Linked DNA regions of Mus musculus: regions 1 and 2 are each linked to region 3. A link is a loop called in an ENCODE intact Hi-C map of the cell type or tissue named here. Cell type or tissue: left cerebral cortex. All regions are shown on one strand.

What was found. Hi-C counts contacts between places; a loop is a spot of excess contacts. Peaks named below come from ENCODE experiments on the same cell type or tissue, not always from the same donor. Only the 100,000 strongest peaks of a DNase experiment are listed, where the experiment ranks them.
Region 1: a loop joins it to region 3, with 3 times the contacts of the local background. A loop is called at or near these places in 3 of 42 quality-filtered maps.
Region 2: a loop joins it to region 3, with 4 times the contacts of the local background. A loop is called at or near these places in 12 of 42 quality-filtered maps.

Annotation. Positions count from the first base shown.
Region 1 is chr7:68,911,672-68,916,671 of GRCm38, reverse strand. It overlaps Gm34664 (a long non-coding RNA gene), which reads left to right and starts at 648. Exons shown (of 4, transcript XR_882192.1): 1 at 648-710; 2 at 2,078-2,166. In left cerebral cortex, no CTCF peak of the experiment used is centred here; a DNase peak (open chromatin) is centred at 2,092; H3K27ac peaks cover 418 bases.
Region 2 is chr7:68,484,700-68,489,699 of GRCm38, reverse strand. Gm34549 (a long non-coding RNA gene) reads right to left here and starts at 1,629. Exons shown (of 3, transcript XR_391569.2): 1 at 1,502-1,629; 2 at 166-224. In left cerebral cortex, no CTCF peak of the experiment used is centred here; no DNase peak of the experiment used is centred here.
Region 3 is chr7:68,827,624-68,832,623 of GRCm38, reverse strand. No RefSeq gene overlaps it. Among named protein-coding and RNA genes, the nearest start is that of Gm34612, 38 kb to the right of the region's middle. In left cerebral cortex, a CTCF peak has its summit at 2,567 (motif pointing right); DNase peaks (open chromatin) are centred at 2,570 and 3,065.

The DNA.
Region 1 (5,000 bases), 84 kb before region 3:
TATGTCTACAAAGGGCTCCTCAATGAGTGATTTCTTAGTAGATCTGGTACAGCAGATATCTGCTCTCCCCCTGCCCCGCCCTTCTCCCCCCAACCCCCACCTCAAATGGTGTTTTGGGAGCAAATGCCATCTTCATTTTTGCACAGGATCGTTTGCACGCATCTCTGAACACAGAGGTAGTTCATAAAGTTCTGCCGAGCGTTTGGGATGATGAAACATCTCAGGGGCCTTGCAGGTCAACAAAAGCACAAAATTTCAAGCTCAGGACCTGTCACATCAAAGTCACCTGGGACTACTTTAAAATAAAGATTTCTGGGTCTTTTCGAGAGAGTAATTTAGCAGGTGTGTCAGTCAGTTTGACGTCACGACGAGAAATATCCGGGATAATCAATTCACAAAGAGAAAAAGATGTACTTTGGCTGAAGGTTTTGGAGGTTTCCATCTGTGGTTGGCACATTGCTTTGTAGCCTGTGGTGAGGCCACATGTCATGATGGGAGTAAAGAAGAAAAACCTGCTCACCGGGAAGCCAGGAAGCCAAAGAGGGGTGAAGGGAAGAGTCTGGAGCCCAAGGTCCTCTCCCAATGCCTCTCTGTAGGTTCCACCTTCCAATGGTTCCAATGGTTCCCACCTGCGTCACAAACGGGAACCATTTTTAACAGTGGGGCATTTATGTAAGTCACAGGAGTAGCGCTTATTCAAGAGCTGCCAGGTGAGGTTGCTTTGCAGAGCGGCTTTCGCGCCCTTGATAAGGGCTCTGGTAGATTCGAGAACTGATCTGATTTGGTTTTCATCATGTAAACCCCTCAAAGTATCCCCAGAGAAGATTCTTTAAGTCTGTGTAAATGTAAACTCAGAAAGTATGGCATGAATTCCTCTTGCTTTATACCTAGTGTGGAAATTTTATGTAAACTCTCAGAAGGTTAGAAGGACTGATTAGAGACCCCAGTATTCCTCCAACTGTCAGCATCCTCTAGGGACTCATGGGCACTATGTGCATCTTTCTCAAATGTCCCTGGCTTCTCAGTTTCCCACACTGTGATTTTAGTTTGCTTTTCTAGCCTCAGAACAGGCATCATCCTTGTAATGACTAGGTAAACAGAAAACGCCAGATAATGCCGTTGTCATGAAGCATTCTCAAACTCAAAAGATCACTTAGCAAAACATGTCACAGGCAAGTACAGCTTTAAGTAATTGTTAAATAATGCACTTCCAGTTATTGATCAACAGAGAAATATGTGTATTCATATACATTCATAAATTATTAAGAATACTGATGGGCTGCTTATCAAATTAGAAACTTCAGAGATTTCCACTGTACTGCAACATTACCCCAGGGAGAGGTTTGCCTTTTTTTGAGGAGCCTGCAGAGATTATAATTAACGTGTTTCCCACTCTTGCCTCCTGCCCCACTTTTGTGCAGCCTTCATTAAACAGAACCCACCGGCACTGAGTTTGCCTGTTTCCCTTACTCGTTAATGGCGCACACGTCTCACATCAATCCAGGTGAGACCTCAGAGTCGATTTTTCAATATTTTAGAAAAATTTTAACTTCCTGAGGAAAATGCAAGAAGGAAACCCAGCTTCCCTGTTCACCGACTCAGCTGCCAGCTGCTGTGAGCCTCTGCAACACAATCACACTTGGGTGACTGGACAGAGGATTCTACATCGAGACATCAGTATCCAAAAACTTTGCATCAAAGATTACTGTCATTCTCTGTCCTGCAAATTCTAGTTTTAACAAATAGGTAATGACTTGCACCTACCATTTATAATAGCACACAAAATAGATCTGCTGCCATAAAAATCCTCTGTGTTCTGCCTGAATATGAGTCTCTCTTCTCTAAATTCCGCCAACTACTCACTTTCATTGCCTTCACAGTTTTGTGTTTCCCAGGATGCTCTATGGTGGCCTCCTCAGACTGGCCTCCTATACATAGCAATGAGCACTAGAGTTTCCTTCATATCTCCGTTGCTTAATAGGTCACTTTTTTCTAGCACTAAATATTATCACTTGTCTAGATGCACTACAGTGTATTAATCCATTCATCGACTAATGGACATCTGGATTGCTTCCAGGATGTTGGACTGTCTGCCAACAATGAATGGAGCTACTGTAAACACCCACATGCAGACTTTTGAGCGAATATAGCTTCCAACTCCTTTGGGTAAGTACCAAGAATTGTCATCACTGAACCATATGGTAAGACTATGTTTAGTTTTTATCAGAAACTGTCCAACTGTCTTCCAACGTGGCTCACCATTCTTGCACTCTCATCAGCAGTGAATAAGACTTACTGCTGCTCAATGTCCTCCTGGCATGTAATATTGTCAGCATTCTGCACTTTAGACATGTAGCACTGCCTCTATCATGTTTCCATTAGTATTTCATTGATGGAATAAGAGATGGAATGATGTCTTCTTGAGCTTACGTGCCTTCTGTTCCTGTCTTGCTGAGGATGATTGGACCATTTTTCTTGTTGAATGTTAGGTCTTTATATATCTTGGATACCAACTCTGTCTTAGACATCTCTTTTGCAAATATCTTTTTATTCTCTCTAGACACTATCTTCAACAGAGGGAAAAAAATTAAATTTCACTGAAGACTAGTGTATCAAAGAAGTTCAGCCTTCAACAATATCTCTAAAATCATTGCCAAATCCCAGATTATTGGATATTTCTTTTCTGTGTGATAATTTAGAAATTTGTAGCTTTAAATTTTTAAATGTAGGTCCCTACAACCATCTTAAATTAATTTTAAGAGTATAAGGTCTGTGTCTAGACTCATATTAAGTGATGGATGCTCAACTATTTCATATTCCAAAGTGAAAAATAAATGATTTGTTCCTTATGTTGCCTTTACTCTTCTCTGCCAAAGACCATTTGATCAGTTGATTGTATTTTTATGATTTATTTTAGAGATTTCTAGCTTACTGCTCTGTCTATATATTCTGTTCGCCAACACCCCACTGCATTGATTACTGTAACTTTACAATATGCTGTGAAGTCAATTAATATTAGCCCTCCAAAATATTGTATTGGGGTTTTGTTTAATCTTTTGTTGTGTCATCCAAGTTTAAGGGCGGTTTCTTGATGCCCCTAAGTAACCTTCAGGGTCTTTGGCTGGAATAACACTGAACCTCTAGACTAAGATGAGGGAAAATGAATATACCATGCCCATCAAAGGCAGTCTTCATTTCTGCTACAATGTGTTTTAACTCCAGCATTCTTTCTTTTCCTTCTTTTCCTTTCCTAGGACTTCCACCTCTTTCCTTACACCTTCCTCTGTTGTTTCATGCTGTCTGTCTACTGGATCTGTTGGAGCCCTTAGCATACAAACTGTAGAACCATGATTTTTTTAAACTTCAAGTAGATATCCTAGTATACTTGAGTCTGTTCCTGCTCTAGGCTTCGTATATGTTTGTAGGGAATTGAATTAATTTGTCACTAGGCCTCCAAAAAAGTGCTGATAAAGCAAAGGAGAAGTGTTCTGAACTGCAGCCCTGGGGCTAGTGACCCTGTGTGGCAGGCATATGCCTCCCTGTCTCAGGCACTACCTCCTACTTACACAGGACAAGACGAGACATCCATGATTTCTTTCAAGAGGCTAAGACAGAGAGAACTGGATGGATGCCTTCATCCCATTCAGCATGACTGTAACCCCAACAGCTTAGGAATTGATTAAACCCTTTACCCTGAAGACAGACCTTTCTAGAAACAAAGAACTCAGGCATAGTTCAAAATTATCACATTTTTTTTTTCTATCCCTGCTAGAAGCATGTGAGGATCCTTCTTACTGAAAGAACCAGCCTGAACTTTGGAAAGTAAGACTTAGAAAACTATAGAAAAAAATCTCAACCAGTTCTTGTGGGAGTTTTGGTCCCAACACTTTTCTACACTAGCCCTTCAGCAAGTTATTCATTTTGTTCTGAGTCTGTTTACCCCTGCACAAGTTCCCTCAAATGCTTTTTTTTTTTAAGCTATCTCCTCCAATTAATTATTGTGTTTTTTTTTCTCTCTAACTTTAAATTCAACAGCTTATTTTCAAGAGTGAAAAGGAGATGCTAATCTTCAGTTTGGTTTTAGTTTTTCTAGTTGGGATAGAGAGAATATACAAGCTTCTTGTGTGCAAGACTGGAAAGTGGTCGTTAAGATGTCACAGCCTTCAGTTTGCAACTGATGACTCGGTAATCTGAGTGTAGAGGATGAGTGGCCATGGTGTTTTTTCAGCCCTAAGTGAGACACCTAAACCACACTCCTGTCTCACGTCGCTCTGAGGAATTGCAGAGGAGTAGATGGAAAGATCGAAAATGCCAGAAGTTAAGAAATACTGTTGCAAACTATTGTCTTCTGTTCATGGCAGGGCCTGTGTACATATCAATTCACAGTGGCTGCAGAAGACAGGCACAACATCTAGTCAGTCACAATTCAAACATGGACAGGAGAGGGCCTTGCCAAGCATAGCACCTAGCTGAGGAGATTTGACAGGGGAAGGTGGCTACGGTAGGGAGAGTCAGTTCTCCTCAAGGGAGAAGCCTCTGTAAATTGTCCATGCTCTGGTAGATGGCCCCAGCTCCATGCATATATGGACCACTCTGATTGGACTAAGTCAACTATGAAAAAAAGGACATGAAGATAGGAGGAGAGTATGGTGGCTATGGGAGGAGTCTAAGGGGAATATAGGGTTGATAGTGTCAAAATACATCATATATATATGTGTGTGTGTGTGAGTGTGTGTATACACATATATACATATATATGCATATATATACACATATATACATATATACACACACATATATATACATGAAATTCTGAATGAATGAAAAAAGACAGAGGGGAGGAACTGCTAGTCTTGGGCTTGTGCAACGGTTCAGTGGGTAAAGCACTTACTATGCAAATGTGAAGCCCTGAGAGCAGATCCCCAGAACACATGCAAAGTCACACTTCTTAGCTTGTGTCGATAATCCTAATGCTCCTGTAGACAGATGGGGGTGGGGTA
Region 2 (5,000 bases), 340 kb after region 3:
GGTTTCTCCTTTAGCCTCTCTCTTGCCTTTATAGGTTCTGCCCTTTGACAGTGAAGTTTTCACAGATATCCACTAGAACCATTCACAATTCACAATCTTCACCTGCCTTGGTTTGTTAACATTGCAAAACCATGTCATGACCCTCCAAGGAGCAGTCCCGCTTACTGTGGGCAAGCCGATGGCCTCTGACTTCCATCTCCTGCACACTCTGCTGAAGAGAGCATCTAAATTAGAAAGCAAACATCTCTAGTTACACATTCATAATATTTATGCAGCATGCAGCTCTCAAGTGAAGCAATTTGGCAGCCTAGATTACGGCTAATAAAAATATTGATTGTGCTACTTTCATGAGAAAATGGCCTTAACTTCAGAAGAATATTTAATACAGTGTAATAATGTTATTCCAGGCAGCAGTAACAACAGAAAAGGTAACCTAACCACTCCAAATTGGAGAAGGTTCAGGTTAGTAAGTGACCCGTTTATTCAGTGGATTGTTTTATATGTGTTCAAGTATGCATGCATGCATGCATGCATGTACGTAAGTATGCAGGTGTACAGGTCCATGTGAATGTATTTATGAAAGCCAAAGGTAAATGTCAGGTCATTTCTTGCACCATTTTTTTACAGTCTTTCACTGAACCTGGAGATCACCAGCTCAGCTTGAGTGGATGGCCAGAGATTGTTCAGGGATTCTCCTATCTCCATCTCTCCCGGCACTGGGGTTACAAGCGCACGCACACACACACACACACAGAGAGAGAGAGAGAGAGAGAGAGAGAGAGAGAGAGAGAGAGAGCGCTAAGGATTCAGACTTGGTTCCTCATGCTTGTACAGTAAGTACTTCATCAACGGAACCATCTTACTTGATGGATTTGTATATGACGTAAGAAGGAATGATTGAGGGAACTGAAAAGCCTGACCAGTTGGTCACTATATAAGGGTCTTAAAAAAGAATCAGAAAATGAACCAGAAAAAAATCAACAGCATCACGTAAAAACTAGTAGTGACAAGGTTGGAAGGTGGAAGGTGAGGGCTACAATTTTCTTTTCCATTCCCCTAGTTTCCAGACCACACACACACACACACACACACACACACAGAGAGAGAGAGAGAGAGAGAGAGAGAGAGAGAGAGAGAGAGAGCACATTTATTCTCCTTCTATTGAAAAACTATGTGTATGTTAATATAGGAATTTTTCTCTTTGTAGTTTTAGGTATTGAACCTAGGCCATGCATTCTGGGCAAGGGACATCTTGAGCCCTTATTATAGTATTTTAAATGCATAATCTTTTAGATGCTATACTTGAGAAAACTATATGTAATGACTCTTTTAAATGTCAGCTCAACGCAATGTAGAGTCACTTGAAAAGGGCTTCTGAGGATGTCTGTGAGGAATTGTCTTGGTTGACTTGAATGATGTGGGAAGACTTGTTCACTGTGGGTGGCACCATTCCCTTGGCTTAAGGAATCCTGGACTGTACAAGTGTAGAGGAGGGACTCACGTGTCAATGACTCCTCCTGAGGTTGACTCCTCTCTGAGGCTCCTCTCTGAGGTTGACTATAGCTATGAGACTAGCAGCTTCAAGTTTCTCCCACCTTGGCATCTCTGTAATGATGTAATGATGTAATGTGACCTAGAATGTAAATAAACCAAATAAACCTTTGCTTTAGTTGGGTGTTTTATCACAGTAACAGAAAATAAAACAAAGATGTTGTAAAATTGAGTCCAAGCAAAATGGCTTTGTTAAAAGATCTGCCCCCTAAATGAAGCATGGCAAGTGTTATCAATCCATGGTCTCAATCTGCCACTGACTACCTGGGAGACCCACTGGCAAGTCCCTAGACCTCAATTTCCTTATGAAAAATGAACCAACTTTTGCTGCTGTCTGTTACCATTGTTCATCAGTGTTCGTGATATGAGTGCCCTTTGATTTTCCTTGAGTTCCACACCTACCCTACTCAAGTGACCTTCACAGAATTTCTTTCCCTCTTACCCACAAGACTCTGGAAAACACCAGGATTTTGTTCTCTGCTTCCTGGCATGCTTCCGCCTTCTGGGACATCGCCCACTTGCTGCTCAGGACTCACATCCTCTAACAGTACCTCCATCTCTACCTCCAAGATCCTCAAACCTAAATGTCAAGCTCATATCTAGCTCTCTTCCCTCAGCATCCTCAAAATCTAGATGTTAACTTTACTCATATCTAGGTATGACACTATTTTCTACTCCATGACAGGATGGACCACCATCCCTCTATCACACCATCATTTGATGCTGTAATCTCTACCTGGTGACATGATTAACTGACATCCCTCTTTATCCCATTGGTGTGGCCCTATAATCTCATATTTTAAAGAGGAACAAAGACTTTGCTGAGGAATTGACTGGCAACTATTATTGAATATTTAGGCGTGAATCTGTGAGAACTGGTGATAACGGAGCTAGAAAAGCATCTGTGCTTGTTAAAGAGGCCAGCACCACTGAAAGAAACGAGCTATGCTTCATAGGGATAAGAAAGTGATAGCAGGGTCAGGACACAGAAGCTGGTTCAAGACTACATAACACGCTGGAAGCCAAATTTAGAAATGTGTAAGCATCATATATGTGGTACAGGTTTTGAAGACAAACAAGATGTAAGACTGAGGAACTCGTGGTTAGTGGATGAGACCTGGCACCATGCATTAAGCTCAGAATCCCTGTAGATAGGCTATTGATGAAGGCACAGTCTTAGCTTCAATGGAGACTCCAGGATATTAGAAGATGCCAGGATTGTGAGATGCACGCCAAGGAGAGCAGCAGGTGTAAAGTGGAGCCAGACTAAGCCGACAAGACAGGTTGTGTGTGCTGTGGATGGTAGAGCTGGAATAGTGTGTGTGCCCAAGCCTTTCAGACAGAGCCAGAAGACTATCCAATGACTGACTCAGATGCCAGACATTGAGCTAAAAAGAAATGGATTTTCACTCCCATACTGTTATTTTTTTGTTGGGTCTGATTATTCCTATATCCTGGTTCTTCCCTTTGGGAATAAGGATTTTTATTTTGTGCTATTATATACTGGGTTTTTAAAGACTACGGAACTTTAAAGGTTAGAGTTGGGGCTAAAGAGCACTTAACTTCTGAGCCATCTCCCAGGTATAGCTCCCAGAACCCATGCTAGACAGCAGCTCATAACCACTTGCAAATCCAATTCCAAGAGATCTGAAGCCCTCCTATGATCTTCACAGGGACCTGCACACAGATAGTGTGCACACATTCATTCAGGCATACACACATAAACACAAAATAAAGAAAAAGTCTCTAAGATATTATTAATGTGAGATGTTGGGGTCAAGGAATGAAAAATTACGGTTTAAAAGTTATGTATCTATGTGCCAAGTTGACGAGGAGTGCTGTGTTCTGGTTAGGTTTACCTGTCCATGTCACCCATCCTAAGAGTCATCTGAGAGGACTCCTCAATAGAGGAATTGTCTCAGCTGGGGCAGAAACCTAAAGGCAAGCCAGCTTGCTATTTTCATGGCATTACCTCAGACCGAGACACTTACCTCACAGCCAAGAAAAGAGAATAGGAACCATGTCTGTAGGGAATTGTCTTGACTGTTAACAGATGCAGGGGAGCCCAGTCCCCTGAGGGCAGCGCCAGCAGTCTAGATCGGGGTTCAATGTGGCCTTCAGCACCTGGATCTTACAAATCCTGGATTTGCAACAGTGGAATCAGGTAGTCATGAGTTCCTGATGACATGAGCCAGGTAGACATGAGCTCAGGATGGAAATTGAGGATGTTTGGGGAAAGAGAAGATCCTCAACTCTAACAAGTATAGCAGCACCCAGGAAAAGGTGAACACTTGAAAAGATTCCCTCTAGATGATGTAAGGAGGGGTGTGGTAGTTGTCTAGGGGATTGCTGAGGCTCCCTGGCAAGAACAAAAAATTACACGGATGGAGAAGATAAACAACCAGAGAAAGGGAAATTAGCAGCACTATCCCTTTGGGATAGAAGAATCCCAGTACTAAGAGTTCATTAAACAGAGCTGGGTTAGGTATTCTGTGAGGTCTTTGAGTCCTCTTCTTTCCCTCTTTCAGTTCTGTCTAGATACTTTCCCATATGTCTTCCCACCATTGCTACTCACAAAGTGTTCTGGGAATAGTAGCACCTCACTTTGTTGCATGTCACCAAGAAACTCACTTGGCCTCTTCTACTATAAAATGTGACTTTGGGGAACACTGCTGTTTTAGTTTGGTTTGGTTTGTTGGTGTTTTGTTTTGTTTTGTTTTGTTTTGTTTTGTTTTGTTTTGTTTTGTTTTGTTTTGTTTTGTTTTGTTTTGTTTTGAAAAGGACTTCTACCATATTGTCAATTTGAACACGAGTCTATTTCTCAGGCCTTTTGTTTATTGCTTGGGAGCCCTTTTTACATCTCTAGGATTGTTTATTTCTTTACTTTTGTGTCTCTGAGGAATCAAACTGTATGCCATGAGTGTGCAAGGCAAGCATTATACTACCAAGCAGTATCTATAGCCCTCAGGTTCTTTGATACAAGATTTGCAGCTGAGATGCAGGTGAGATGAACCCCTTCCTTCTGCAGTGGCCTCCAAAGAGACCCTCAGCATTCACTCTCTCAGAGGGTGACCTTCCTCCTCCAATGCCTGGGAGAAAGGCTGCACTGTGGGTCACAATGGAGCACCCACCACCTCTCATTAAGCCACCATGGGATTTATTTTCCAACCCATCAAATGCTCTGTTGGCATACAACTAAGGGCAGAGCTGTAATCACAGCTACAAATGAAACAACGCATTCATTTCATCATCATGGTCAAAGCCCATCACCAGCCCAAACCCACACACAAATATATGTGACTATCAAGGTCATTAAAACTGCCCCAGATTTTGTCAGCCAGGAATGCTACTTGTGGGGATTTGATTAGATAAAGTAATCAGGGACTCATTCAGAGGTGTGTGTGTAAGACTGACTATCATCTTAGTGTATTTATACAATGAACCATCAG
Region 3 (5,000 bases):
ACTGGAAATACCAGCCACCTGTCCATGTAAGGGACTTACATAGGGACCAGGAGAGTCATTGATAAAACACAAGACACCCAAGGAAATGTGTGCCTAACAAACAACAAATCACTTGTGTTCGTAAGGTCCTTGAAATGTGTTGGGTATATTTTAACCGGAAATTTTGTTATTTTAAATTGAAATTTCACAGCGTGCTGCACTCTCCTTTACCAAATATAAAACAGCAAACTTCAGAGTAAAATGTCTCTGAGGAGCGTCACCTGAGATTCTTATGAAAACAGGTAATCCACTAAGAAATCGGAAGATCTATGGTGTGGCTAGGTCCTACTCTGCAGCCTGTATTCTACTGGATACTGAATACTACTACGCAGCCTGATTGGAGTCAGGCTGGTCATTCTATTCTTTTCACCCTCTTAGTAGACAGTTGAGTTCATAAATTAACATGTCTGTATTGGTATAGAAACTCTTACCAAGCCACTCATTCCTAAATTACTAAAAAAACAAACAAACAAACAAACAAACAAAAACCAAACATATGACTACAAGCTCCACCAGGCAGAGCTGTGTATAAAGAAGACACCCCAGGGAAGCACATGAGCCACCGACCAAAGGGCCTTCTATAAAATCATCATGGGTTTTAAGGTACCCTCCCCAGAAAGCACATATCAAAATCTTGTATTTAAAAATGCACCCATCTCCTTCCCTTCACCTCCAAGATTTGCCAGGACGAGGTGGATTCAGAGAGCCACCTAAGTCCTGAGTTTTAAGCAGCATCAGTTGTCTGAGAGGGGTGAGCCTTGAGCAGCTCCTATGAGGAAAGACGGGATGCCACATGAATCCTATGTCTTCTTACTTCCTGATTCTCCATCCTGGCTCTGTAAACATGAGTTACCATCTCTTCCACTCGAGCGGTGTGAGGGACCCCAACTCTACAGCTCAGTTACAGAGCCATCTCTAGAAAGAACAATCTCTTAGGAAACAGGGTTAGGCTTTTAGCAGAAGCACCACACAGTCCCTCATTGACTAGAAGCAGCATGGGCATTTCACACCAGAGTTGGTCTTTTCCTGTCCAACGTGGTGTATACAAAAGAGTACAAATTCACTTTCTGGGGTTGTGGAAGTGAAGCACCTCAGCCTGGTGCTCATGGTCAGCCTCCTGCTTCTGCAGCTGGAAGCCTTCATGCAACACAGGTTGGGATTGGCTCCCACTGTGAGAGCATATCCATATCTCGGCTTCAGCGGCTGCTTTGCCGACTGCCTCTGACTCCTGTGGCTGTGGAAGTTCGCCTTCAGGGTATCCTAGTATACTCTTGTATGCCCGTCTTACTTGCTATAATCTTGCTCAATAGGGCACCAGCCATATGGAATTAAGGTATGGGATACAACTTTCAGTTTACCTTAATCACCTCTGCAGAGACGCTATTTCCAAATGAGGTCACATTCTGAGAAACCAGGACTTACATAAATCTGGGGGCGTCCAAAGCAACTTTGAATAGGTCCCTTCTAGTGACTGATCAAAAATTCACCTGTTACCCCAAAAGACCCTTGGTCAAGTGGCTATTTCCCTTCCATTTCTGTTCTATAGGGGAATAACTTTCTCCTCTTCACCCAGCCTCAAATTAAACTCTCTCCTGAAGCCAGGTTATGTACAAGACATCCTGAATGCCACACAAAATGTTCCCAGGACAGGTTAGAGCACAATACTCCACCCTGGCTCTGATGTCTGCTCTAAGCCATGCTGGGTGCATCCTCTCAACACTCTACCTTGACCACCAATAATCCACAGCTCCACAATTAAGTGAGCCCCGAGGACCCTTCCTGGCCTACGTTTTAATGTTTCTCCTTCACTGTAAGTGTCTCTTCAGAGGGCTTATTCGGCTCAAGCTCTCTAATCATTTCCCCTTAAAGAAAAGCTGCCAGTCATAGATGGAGACGGAGGAAGTGCCTGCCTGTGATTAGGTGGACCCTCTGTCTAAAGGGGTCAGACTGGGTTCCTTCCCAGATGGCATTTAAAACAGGAAGCGTGACAGCTTAAAAGGATCCCAAGAGTACAGGTGTGGCGGGGGAGAGGGAAAATGAACTCAAGGTCAGGGGCCCTCGGCACTTCTGAAGGCAACGCCTCCATCTTTATCAAGGGTTCCAATTGAGATCTGAGGCTTTACAGAATTGGCTGTATGTCCTGGAACAACACGCTTAATTTCTCAGAACCTCCCTTCTACTTACAGAATAGGTCTAGATCTCTGTCTCACGGATGTGCTCGGTAATTTAACACAGAAAGCCACTCCACCTAGTTACCCATTCTAAGAGAAAGAGGTTCTTGGTAACTATCAAGTCTTCCTCTGGAGTCTTTCCACCTGGGTACAGGCCGGGGACATGTAAGGGACTTTGCATAAAGGCAGTCTTTAGGTGAACTCAAGGACTTAGAAGCCAGCCATAGGACACTCAGAGCCCTCTCCAAAAGGGTCAGGTACTGTGCGTGATGGGGATCAAGCATCCTGTGAGACTTCTCCAGTGTCTGGGAAGAGCTGAGGCTCTGAGGAAACCAGTACTGGGAACGTCTGACGCTAGGTGGCGCTGCTCAGCAAAGAAGCCCGAGGCGGTTGCCTGCTAGGTGCCTGTCCAGAATGAAGCAGTGTCTCGGTAGGGGAAGGAAATGATGTTCCTGCAAGATCTCTTACCCAGGAATTCAGTCCCCATCAATATATAATTCATTTTTGCCTTCTCATCATCATTTGCTGAGTTGTATACCATCTTGTATATTTTAAATCTTGCATCATTACCCCAGATACACACACACACACACACAAACACACACACAAATGTCAATGGTAGGACACACACACATTTATTCCTCTTTCCTTAATTAAAAGGAGATGTGAGGAGCTGGTCACAAAGAAACTAAATCAGCCTTGTAATAAAAGTCTGACTTCGGTGAAGCGCAGTTGCAGAGTGCTGATGCACAAACGAAATTAAAGAGCTCGCTTTTAAAAATAAACCGGCTTCCGATGAAATTCAACACGCCGCACTCAGCGGAGCAAGGATTCCACTTCTAGATGAGTGTTGGCATCACTTGTCCACAAGTCTCCGCAGTGCTCAAAGCAGCTATGCTCAAACTGGCCTCAGTAGAGGTGGGGCCACAGCCCAGGAAGGAAGCTTGTCATGTAACAGTGAGAGAACTGCGCTTGAGGCCATGGAAAAAGCTGGGTGTCGGTGCGCTCCTAACCCCAGTGCCACAGGAGGCAGAGACAGGTAGATCTCCCTGGGAAGTCAGTCCAGTCTTAACAGGGAGCACCGGGCCAGAAAGAACTGTTCTCTAAAGAAAGAAAAGAGGGAGGGGTGTGTGAAGGCCTCCTTGGGAAGGCAAAGGAAGAAAGGAAGGAAGGAAGGAAGAAAGGAAGGAAGGGAGGGAGGGAGGGAGGGAGGGAGGGAGGGCAGAACTCTGGCCCCTATGATTGCCCACACTCACATATGCATTCATGGCATGCACACATGAGCATAACTTAATAAGAGAGAGCAAACGAAATTTGCAAATAATGCAAATAACTCTATTAGCAATAAAGCGGTGTGGATATTGGGCTCCATGAGATGCATCTGGTACAAAAGACAAAAAACTTTCTGGAATAGCTCTACTTAAGTGAGAATAGACACCCATGTGTGGAGATGTGGAAATATTCACAGAGCTGAAAAAGCTTTATAGCAGAGCTAGGCTTGCAAACAGCTCGCCTACTATGTTCACATCCTTCAAGAAGATTCGTCTCGACACGTTTTCCCTCGGATGTGAAGAATATGGCCTCTTTGTAGCATCTGTCCCTCCCGCCTAATTTTTTTTGTTTTGTTTTGAATAATTTAGCTAAATACTTCATTAGTTGTGTTTTAAGTGCTTATGCTTCCAACTAATGAATTGTCCAAATCCCCGTCATCGGGCCTCCACCGCAGTCATTAGAACCTTAATTGCCAAGCAGCTGAAGTGATGCCTTTTGTTTATTCTAATTGCTATTAGGAAGATGCACCAGAATTATTTGTAATTTATTAGTCACATAAAAATAATGAGGAATGAATAAAGCTCTTTGCCCTGCAGTGCAGAGAAAGCATGTTTAAGCACGGCTGCTCTTGGTAGCTCTGTCTCCACCCAGCATTGCCCTTTTCCTACCTGGTAGGGCACATGAGGCTCTCACAGGTCGCTTACTATGGCTCCACTGGAGACTCTTGGACAGGACCTGGTCATCATCATTACAACCTCACACTGAATGAATTAGTGCATATTATCCACTCCTGATGTCACAGTACCAACCATAGGCATACAGTTTACCTATTGTGTTCAGGACCAGGGCCAGGGGCCAGGACTTCATTGCCTATCATCCAGAACTACTGAACAAATCGCTCACTCAGTAAGATGCCTGCCTTGCAAACAAGAGAAACTGAATTCACCCAGACCCACTACCCATACCCACTTTTAAAAATAGCAAATCCGAGTGTTGAGGCTTATAATCCAAGCACTTGGGAATTAGAGAGTGGCAGATCCCTGGAGTTCTCTGGCCAGCCAGCCTAGTCTACTTGCTAATGTTGAGGCTAGCAAGAAGGACTGTTGAAAATTAAAATGTAGAAGAGGCAGATAGCAGGTGAGGGATGACACTCAAAGTGGTCCCCTGGTCTACACATGCAGAAGCACACACATGTGTGTACTTGCACATACGAGAACACACACATCTGGAATAGCTCTACTTAAGTGGAGGTGGCCCAACATTATGTACAGGAGATGCATAAAACAAGATGCCTGTCTGATCAGATAAGTGGCAGTCAAAGCAATTTGGAGAAACAGTAGACCCTAAAACAAGATCTAGAGTGGGTTCAGATAGAGGATGTAGGTCCATTTCCTTATATCAGCTATAAAACCACCTATCCACCCCACCCCCCCAGGGAATACCTATTTTCATTCTGTCGACATCATTGCTGACACTAACAGTGCGCACCAAGATTTTCCTTTGGGAGAACTGAGTTGC